Regions from separate parts of the Homo sapiens genome. Here region 2 is linked to region 1. Evidence: read pairs that join two places in POLR2A ChIA-PET (ENCODE). Cell type or tissue: PC-3. All regions are shown on one strand. Each heading gives the region's core, and the rest is flanking DNA. Links, peaks and the distances in the headings are about the cores only.

Region 1 (4,387 bases), core at 249-4,248:
CAACACATCTGTAGGAGGTTCCAAACTTTCCCACATCTTCTGTCTTCTGAGCTTTCCAAACTGTTCCAACCTCTGCCTGTTACCCAGTTCCAAAGTCACTTCCACATTTTTGGATATCTTTTCAGCAACAACCCACTGCTGGTACCAATTTACTGTATTAGTCCATTTGCAAGCTACTAATAAAGACATACCCAAAACTGGAAAGAAAAAGAAGTGTAATTGGGCTTACAGTTCCACATGGCTGGGGAGGCCTCAGAATCATGGTGGGAGGCAAAAGGCACTTCTTACATGGTGGTGGCAAGAGAAAATGAGGAGGAAACAAAAGCGGAAACCCCAGATAAATCCATCAGATCTTGTGAGACTTAGTCACTATTGTGAGAATAGCATGGGAAAGACCAGCCCCCATGATTCAATTACCTCCCCCTGGGTCCCTCCCATAACACCTGGGAATTCTGGAAGACAGAATTCAAGTTGAGATTTGGGTGGGGACACAGCCAAGCCATATCAAATCACATCAGGATAAATCAGGTATTCATCACCTCAAGCATTTATTGTTTCCTTGTGTTACAAACAATCCAATTATACTCTTTTATTTTTAAATGTAAAATAAATTATTGTTGACTGTAGTCACCCTGTGTGCTATCAAATACTAGATTTTATTCATTCTAAGTATAATTTTCTACCCATTAACCACCCCTATTTTCCTGCCTCCTCCACTACCCTTCCTAGCCTCTGGTAACCATTCTTCTGCTCTTTATCTCCATGAGTTCAATTGTTTTATTTTTAGCTCCCAGAAATTAGTGAGAGCATGTGAAGTTTGCCTTTCCGTGCCTGGTTTATTTCACTTAACATAATGACTTCCAGTTCCATCCATGATGTCGCACATGACAGGATCTCAGTCTTTTTCATGGCTGAATAGTACTCCACTATGTATATGTACCACATTTTCTTTTCATTTCTTTTCTTTTCTATTTTGAGATGGAGTCTCACTCTGTCACCCAGGCTGGAGTGCAGTGGTGCGATCTCGGCTTACTGCAAGCTCCGGCTCCTGGGTTCACGCCATTCTCCTGCCTCAGCCTCCTGAGTAGCTGGGACTGCAGGTGCCCTCCACCACGCCCGGCTAATTTTTTTTGTATGTTCAGTAGAGACGGGGTTTCACCATGTTAGCCAGGATGGTCTCGATCTCCTGACCTCGTGATCCGCCTGCCTCGGCCTCCCAAAGTGCTGGGATTACAGGTGTAAGCCACCGTACCCAGCCAATATGTATCACATTTTCTTTATCGATTCATCTTTTGATGAACATTTAGGCTGCTTCTGAATCTTGGCTATTGTGAATAGTGCTGCAATAAACATCAGAGTGCAGAAAGCTCTTCGATATGCTGATTTCCTTTCTTTTTGGAATACACCTAGCAATGTGATTGCTGGATCATAGGGTAGTTCTAATTCCAGATTTTTGAGGAGCCTCCAAACTGTTCTCCACAGTGGCTTAGTATTTTACATTTCCACCAACAGTGTACAAGGGTCTCTTTTTTTCACATCCTTGCCATCATTTGTTATTACCTCTCTTTGGGATAAAAGCCATTTTAATTGCGGTGAGATGATGTGGTATTGCTGTTGTCTTTTCACTTCTCTGATGATGTGGAGCACCTTTTCATATGTCTGATTTTCATTTTTATGTCTTTTTTTGAGAAATGTCTATTCAGATATTTTGCCCATTTTTAATTTGAATTATTAGACTTTTTTTCCTATTGAGGTATTTGAGCTCCCTCTATATTGTTTATTAATCCCTTGTCAGATGGATTGTTTGCAAATGTTTTCTCCCATTTTGTGGGTTGTCTCTTCACTTTGTTGACTGTGACTGTTTCTTTTGCTGTACAGAAATTTTTTTTTGTTTTTTTTTCTGAGACAGGGGTTTGCTCTGTCTCTCAGGCTGGAGTGCAGTGGTGCCATCTTGACTCACTGCATCCCTGACCTCCTGGGCTCAAGTGATTCTCCCACCTCAGCCTCCCAAGTAGCTGGGACTACAGGTGCATACCACCACACCTGGCTAATCTTTTGTATTTTTTGTAGAGATGGGATTTTTTCATGTTGTCTTGAACTCCTGGGCTCAGCCTCTGAAAGTGCTGGGATTACAGGCATGAGCTACTGCGCCTGGCCTATTCTTCCCTCTCCTTTCCTCCAGCAGCAGGAATCTCTCCCCATAGCCACCACAGGTAGAAAGGTGCTGGGTCACACCTGAAGCCAGTACAGCTCTAAGTCTTACCCAAGGCCCATACAAGTACAGCCTGGCTACCCCTGCTGATCACTCAGGGCCCAGGGGTTCAGAAGGTGATGAATTCTGCCAGGACTGGGTCCTTCTTTTCAAGGCAGTAGGTTCCCTTCTGGCCCAGGGTGTATCTAGAAATGTCCAGGAGCTAGGGCCTGGAATAGAGGCCTCACGCCTCTGCCTGGTGCCCTATTATACTGTTGCTGAGCTTGCATCCAAGTTGCAATATAAGTCCTCTTTACTCTCCCCTTTCTTCTCAAGTAGAAGGAAGTAGTCTCTCCCTGAGCTGCTGGCTGTACTGCCTGGGGTCAGGAGAGTGGTGGCACAAGTATTCCCTTTGCCACCCCAGCTAGTGTCTCACTAGGTCATGTGCACACCAAGTCCGCTGGGTCCAAGCCCACCCAACACCAAGACTTACACAGGAATTGCAGTCCTTGTGATCCTGACTACCTTTCAAGTTTCTTCAGGACACCAGAACATTTTAGCCCACGGTGACAGGGCTTGCCAGAACTCAGGTTCTGGCAATTGGGATGGACAATTCAACTCTGGCTAAGGCTGATCTAAACGCTCCCTCCATGGGCACTGGCTGAGTTCTGCCCCATATTGCTTTCTGCTAATGACAGGGCAGCACTGAGTTCCAATGCAAAGTGCCACAATCACTGCGCTCTCCCTCTCCCAAGCTTACAGATTCACTCTCTATGCCATTTGGCCTCTGCGAGAGGATGGGAAAGTGGTGGCATAGGCAATTCAAGGCTGCTTTCCCACCCTCTTCCGTGCCTCTTTACTTAATATAAGACCAGGCACTGTGATTGCACAGCTGATGTTTGGTTCTTCTTCTTCTTCTCCTCTTTCTTCTCCTTTCTTCTTCTTCTTCTTCTCCTTCTCCGTCTCCTTCTTCTTCTCTTTTTTGATACAGAGTCTCACTCTGTCACCCAGGCTGGAGTGCAGTGGCACGATCTCGGCTCACTGCAACCTCCACCTCCCGGGTTCAAGCGATCCTCCTGCCTCAGCCTCCTGAGTAGCTGGGATTACAGGTGCACACCACCATGCCCAGCTAATTTTGTATTTTTTACTAGAGACGGTGTTTCACCATATTGGCCAAGCTGGTCTTGAACTCCTGACCTCGTGATTTGCCTGCCTCAGCCTCCCAAACTGCTGGGATTACCGGTGTGAGCCACTGCGCCCAGCCTAAGTTACTTTTTGTGTGGATAGCTGTTCAATTTGGTGTTCTTGTTGGGGGAACAATCACTGGAGGGTTCTATTTGGCCATCTTGCTCCTCCTGCTTCTGTATCACTTTTGACCATGGTTTTACCTATATGGTAGGTAAAAGATCCAGCCAGGTGTGATGGCTCACGCCTGTAATCCCAGCACTTTGGGAGGCTGAGGCGGGAGGATCACCTGAGGTCAGGAGTTCGAGACCAGCCTCAATATGGAGAAACCCCGTCTCTACTAAAAATACAAAATTAGCCGGGCATGGTGGTGCATGCCTGTAATCCCAGCTACTCGGGAGGCTGAGGCAGGAAAATTGCTTGAACCCAGGAGGCAGAGACTGCAGTCAGCCAAGATCACGCCATTGTACTCCAACCTGGGCAACAAGAGTGAAACTCTGTCTCAAAAAAAAAAAAAAAAAAAAGAAAGAAACTCAGGGAGACAGACAGTAAGTGAAAGGAAAGAATAAAATAACCTCTGCTCACATTTGAAATTATTAAGTTCTTTTCAATAAAATTTCATGCTGTAGTAAATGAACTGGATGTAATTTTTTGGTACAGGAATGAATTCACAAATTTTTCCTTGAAAATAAAAATGTTTTCAACCTAAGGTCATTTATCCTAAAAATTGTTCTTTTTGACTTTGCTTTATTAAAAACTGCAAATATAAAACATCTCAGGTGTGGTTACTCATGCCTGTAATCCTAGCACTATGGGGGGCCTAGATGGGATGATCGCTTAATGCCAGGAGTTCCAGACCGGCCTGGTCAACATACTAAGGCTCCATCTCTATTTTTTTTTTTTTAACGTATATCTAAAAAGGCAATTTTCACATCTCAAGAACGGAAGCACTTCTGAGGCTGGGCACAGTGGCTCATACCTGTAATCCCAGCACTTTGGGAGGCCACAGCA
Region 2 (4,387 bases), core at 234-4,233, 85 kb after region 1:
ATTTCCGCTCCTGCTTCTCTGCGTACTTCACTCCCACGTTCACCTTGTTTCCTTTCGTCTTCGCCTAGGTGGGGCAGGGAAAGCAGGGACTGACAAGGGGGCCTCCAGGCTGCACAGTCCCCTTGGACACTGTTTTTTTGTTGTTGTTGACACAGAGTCTCGCTCTGTTGCCCAGGCTGGAGTGCAGTGGCGTGATCTCAGCTCACTGCAAGCTCCGCCTCCCGGCTTCACACCATTCTCCTGCATCAGTCTCCCTAGTAGCTGGGACTACAAGCGCCTGCCACCATGCCCGGCTAATTTTGTTTTGTAGTTTTAGTAGAGACAGGGTTTCACCATGTTAGCCAGGATGGTCTCAATCTCCTGACCTTGTGATCCACCTGTCTCGGCCTCCCAAAGTGCTGGGATTACAGGCGTGAGCCACCGTGCCCGGCCAACACTGTTTTTTGTTTTTTGTTTTTTTTTTTTTGAGACGGAGTCTTGGCTCTGTCACCCAGGCTGGGCAGTGGCACGATCTCGGCTCACTGCAGACTCCGCCTCCCGGGTTCAAGCGATTCTCCTGCCTCAGCCTCCTGAGTAGCTGGGATTACAGGCATGCGTCACCACGTCCAGCTAATTTTTGTATTTTTAGTAGAGACGGGATTTCACCATGTTGGCCAGACTGGTCTCAAACTCCCGGCCTCAAGCAATCCGCTCACCTTGGCCTCCCAAAGTGCTGGGATTACAGGTGTGAGCGACCGCGCCCGGCCCCCTTGGACGCTGTTGACAGCACCTGCTCCCCGATCCCTGCCCCCCGCTCCGCCACCTTCACTGGGCTCAGGAGCACAAGTGGCCACACCTGCATCCCAGCCCAGGCTGCCCACCACCCCCTGCCCAGCCTGCAACCACACTCACCATGCTGGCCAAAGCCAGGAGGGTGGACTGCACCTGTGTATGGTTGGTGTTCTCAAACAGGTCGTTGGCCTCAAAAATGTCGTGGGGCTTCACCCCATACTTGGTGATGGCCTTGATGAAGTTGCCGATGTTCTCCAGCTAGAGGGGGGCAGGTGGTGGTCACTGGGTGGGGAGGGGAGGTCTGAGGGGCTTGCGGGCAAGGATGGAAGAGATTGTGTCTGGGCTCACCTGGTGCCAATTTTGGGTTGACTCATTGATCTTCTTCACGGAGCCTGGCTGCAGCTTATTGATGAATCTGAGAAGAGTGGGGAAGGGGTAAGAAAGGTGTCCCCCCAGGGTTGGGCACGGTGGCTCACGCCTGTAATCCCAGCACTTTGGGAGGCCAAGGCGGGTGGATCACGAGGTCAGGAGAGCGAGACTATCCTGGCCAACATGGTGAAACCCCATCTCTACTAAAAATACAAAAATTAGCCAGGCGTGGTGGCACATGCCTGTACTCCCAGCTACTCAGGAGGCTGAGGCAATCACTTGAACCCAGGAGGCGGAGGTTGCAGTGAGCTGAGATTGCAGCACTGCATTCCAGCTTGGGGACAGAGCGAGACTCCGTCTCAAAAAAAAAAAAAAAAGAAAGAAAGGTGTCCCCCACTCCCGCTCTCCAGCCCAGCCCAGCAGGAGGAGGGTGACGGGATGACCACAAGGGGCCATGCCATACCCTAGCGTCACTTCTCCCTGCAGTCAGCTCTCAGCTGCAGCCCCTCCAAACCACCCAAGCACACACACAAATGGGACACTGATGCCAAGGAGCTAGACTCAGGTCCCAGTCAGAAAGCCTGCTTATCCAAGGTGTGTCCGAGTCTCTGGGATCTCCGAAGCCTCACTGGCAGGCGTGTCTCAGCATCCTTTTCTCTTGTAGACAGCAGGAAGCCCACAAGGGCCTCTTCTCTGACTCACTCCTTTAATGATCTCGCCTCTTTTTTCTTTTCTTTTCTTTTTTTTTTCTTTTTGATGCAGGGTGTGGCTTTGTCGCCCAGGCTGGAGAGCAGTGGTGCAATCACAGCTCACTGCAGCCTCAACTTCCCAGGCTCCAGCGATCCTCCCACCTCAGCCTTCCGAGTAGCTGGGATCACAGGTGCGCACCACCATGCCTGGCTTTTTTTTTTTTTTTTTTTTTGGTAGAGAGGGGGTTTCACTGTATTTGTATTGCCCAAGCTGGTCTTGAACTCCTGGGCTCAAGCGATCCTCCTGCCTCAGCCTCCCAAAGCGCTGGGATTACAGGCATGAGTGACAGCACCTGGCCTCATTCAGTGTCTTGACTTTAAGTGCCTCCATATGCCAGCAACTCCCTCATCTCCCTGCAGCTTGGGTTTCTTACCATCTCATTCAGCTCTCTCCATGGGTGCCTGGGTGTCTCAAATCAAACTCACCCTGCTCCAGACTCCTGACATGCAGCTTCCCCCTCCAGACTCCCCCCTCCCTCCACCTTCCCTGCCTAGCAGTGCCCCCTTCTAGGTGCTCAGCCAGAGCCCTTGGACTTGCCCCCAACTCCCCCTTTCTCCTTCTCTCAGCCTCATGTCCAGTCCCTCCAAAGTTCTTTGGCTCTGCCTTTTAATGAGTCCAGAAAACCACCCACTGCTCCCCGCCACCTCCACCTGGGTCTCAGCCACCAGAGTCTGTTTCCTGGCCTCTTGTAATGAGCTCCCAACTTCCACTTCATCCCCTACAGACCCACCCTTCTTCATCCAGCAGCCAGAATTTTTTTTTTTTTTTCCGAGATGGAGTCTTGCTCTGTCACTCAGGCTGGAAGGCAGTGGCGGGATCTCGGCTCACTGCAACCTCTGTCTCCTGGGTTCAAGCAATTCTCCTGCCTCAGCCTCCTAAGTAGTTGGGATTACAGGTGCCTGCTACCATGCCCAGCTAAATTTTGTGTATTTTTAGTAGAGACGCGGTTTCACCATGTTGGTCAGGTTGGTTTCGAACTCCTGACCTCAAGTGATATGCCCACCTCAGCCTCCCAAAGTGCTGGGATTACAGGCATGAGCCACTGCCCCTGGCCCAGAATGGCCTTTTTTAAACAGTTCAAGTTACCGTCCAGTTCCAAATCCTCCAGGAGCCTCCCATTGCCTTCAGAATGAAATCCTAAGTCCTCTGCCTAAAATGCCCTCTGTAGAACTGGGCACAGTGGCTCACACCTGTAATCCCAGTGCTTTGGGAAGCCGAGACAGGAGGATGGCTTGAGCCTAGGAGTTTCAGATCAGCCTGGGCAACATGGTGAGACCCGTGTCTCTACAAAAAAAAAAAAAAAAAAAACCCGAAAACTTCACCGGGCGTGGTGATGTGTGCCTGTAGTTCCAGCTACTGAGGAGGCTGGGGCTGAAGAGGCTGGGGTGGGAGGATCAGTTGAGCCTAGGAAGTCGAGGCTGTAGTGAGCTATGATTGCACCGCTGTACTCCAGCCCGGGCACCAGAGCAAGACTCTGTCTCTAAATAAATAAATGAAATAAAATGCCCTCCACCATCTGACTCTCAGTTCACTCTGCGACTTCATCTCCACTTCTGCTCAATCATTTGGTGCTCGTCACGCCAGCCTCCTTCTTGTTTCTTGAACACCCCAAGCACGATCCTACCTCACGCCTTTGCACTGGTGGCCCCCTCTGCTTTGCCTCAGGTCCCCTGAGCCCTCCCTCACTTCATCTAAGGTTCTGTTCAAATGTCACCTCTTCAGAGAGGCCTCCCAGACCACTCTCTAGGAAACTGCAGACTCTCCACCCGCAGACATATACCTGACCCTCCCATCTTCCCTTCCGCTTGAGTTTTCCCCAGGACACTTACGACCACAAATCTGTGATTATTTGATCAATTATATGATTGATCTCCTCAACTGGACTAAAAGTCCTTGAGCTCTGAGTCGAGTCTGTTCTGTTCACTGTTCCCAGTGCCTAGGCCAGAGCCTGGCACACAGCAGGAACTCATAAATGCTTCTTTTGTGAATGAATGAATGAATGAATGAGTGAATGACCGGAGTGCGTGGGTGACTGCACTACACTCTTTTTTTTTTTCTTATACTTTAACTTCTGGGGTACATGTGCACTATGTGCAGGTTTGATACATAGGTATACATGTGCCATTTTGGTTTGCTGCACCCATCAACTCGTCATTTACATTAGGTCTTTTTTTTTTTTTTTTTTTTTGAGACGGAGTCTCGCTCTGTCACCCAAGCTGGAGTGCAGTGGTGGGATCTCGGCTCACTGCAAGCTCCGCCTCCCGGGTTCACGCTATTCTCCTGCCTCAGCCTCCCGAGTAGCTGGGACTACAAGCGCCTGCCACCACGCCCGGCTAATTTTTTGTATTTTTTTTAGTAGAGACAGGGTTTCACCGTGTTAGCCAGGATGGTCTTGATCTCCTGACCTCGTGATCCGCCTGCCTCAGCCTCCCAAAGTGCTGGGATTACAGACGTGAGTCACCGCGCCCGGCCCACTCTTTTATTATTATTATTATTA

Evidence for each region. Peaks named below come from ENCODE experiments on the same cell type or tissue, not always from the same donor. Only the 100,000 strongest peaks of a DNase experiment are listed, where the experiment ranks them.
Region 2: POLR2A ChIA-PET joins it to region 1 with 5 read pairs; 4 of 35 experiments call an interaction of 5 or more read pairs at or near these places.

Annotation. Positions count from the first base shown.
Region 1 is chr19:11,628,538-11,632,924 of GRCh38, reverse strand. No RefSeq gene overlaps it. Among named protein-coding and RNA genes, the nearest start is that of ZNF627, 33 kb to the right of the region's middle. In PC-3, for the core only: no CTCF peak of the experiment used is centred there; no DNase peak of the experiment used is centred there.
Region 2 is chr19:11,543,474-11,547,860 of GRCh38, reverse strand. CNN1 (calponin 1) reads right to left here. Exons shown (of 7, transcript NM_001299.6): 3 at 1,120-1,186; 4 at 892-1,029; 5 at 1-64. Among named protein-coding and RNA genes, the nearest start is that of CNN1, 6.8 kb to the right of the region's middle. In PC-3, for the core only: no CTCF peak of the experiment used is centred there; a DNase peak (open chromatin) is centred at 1,780.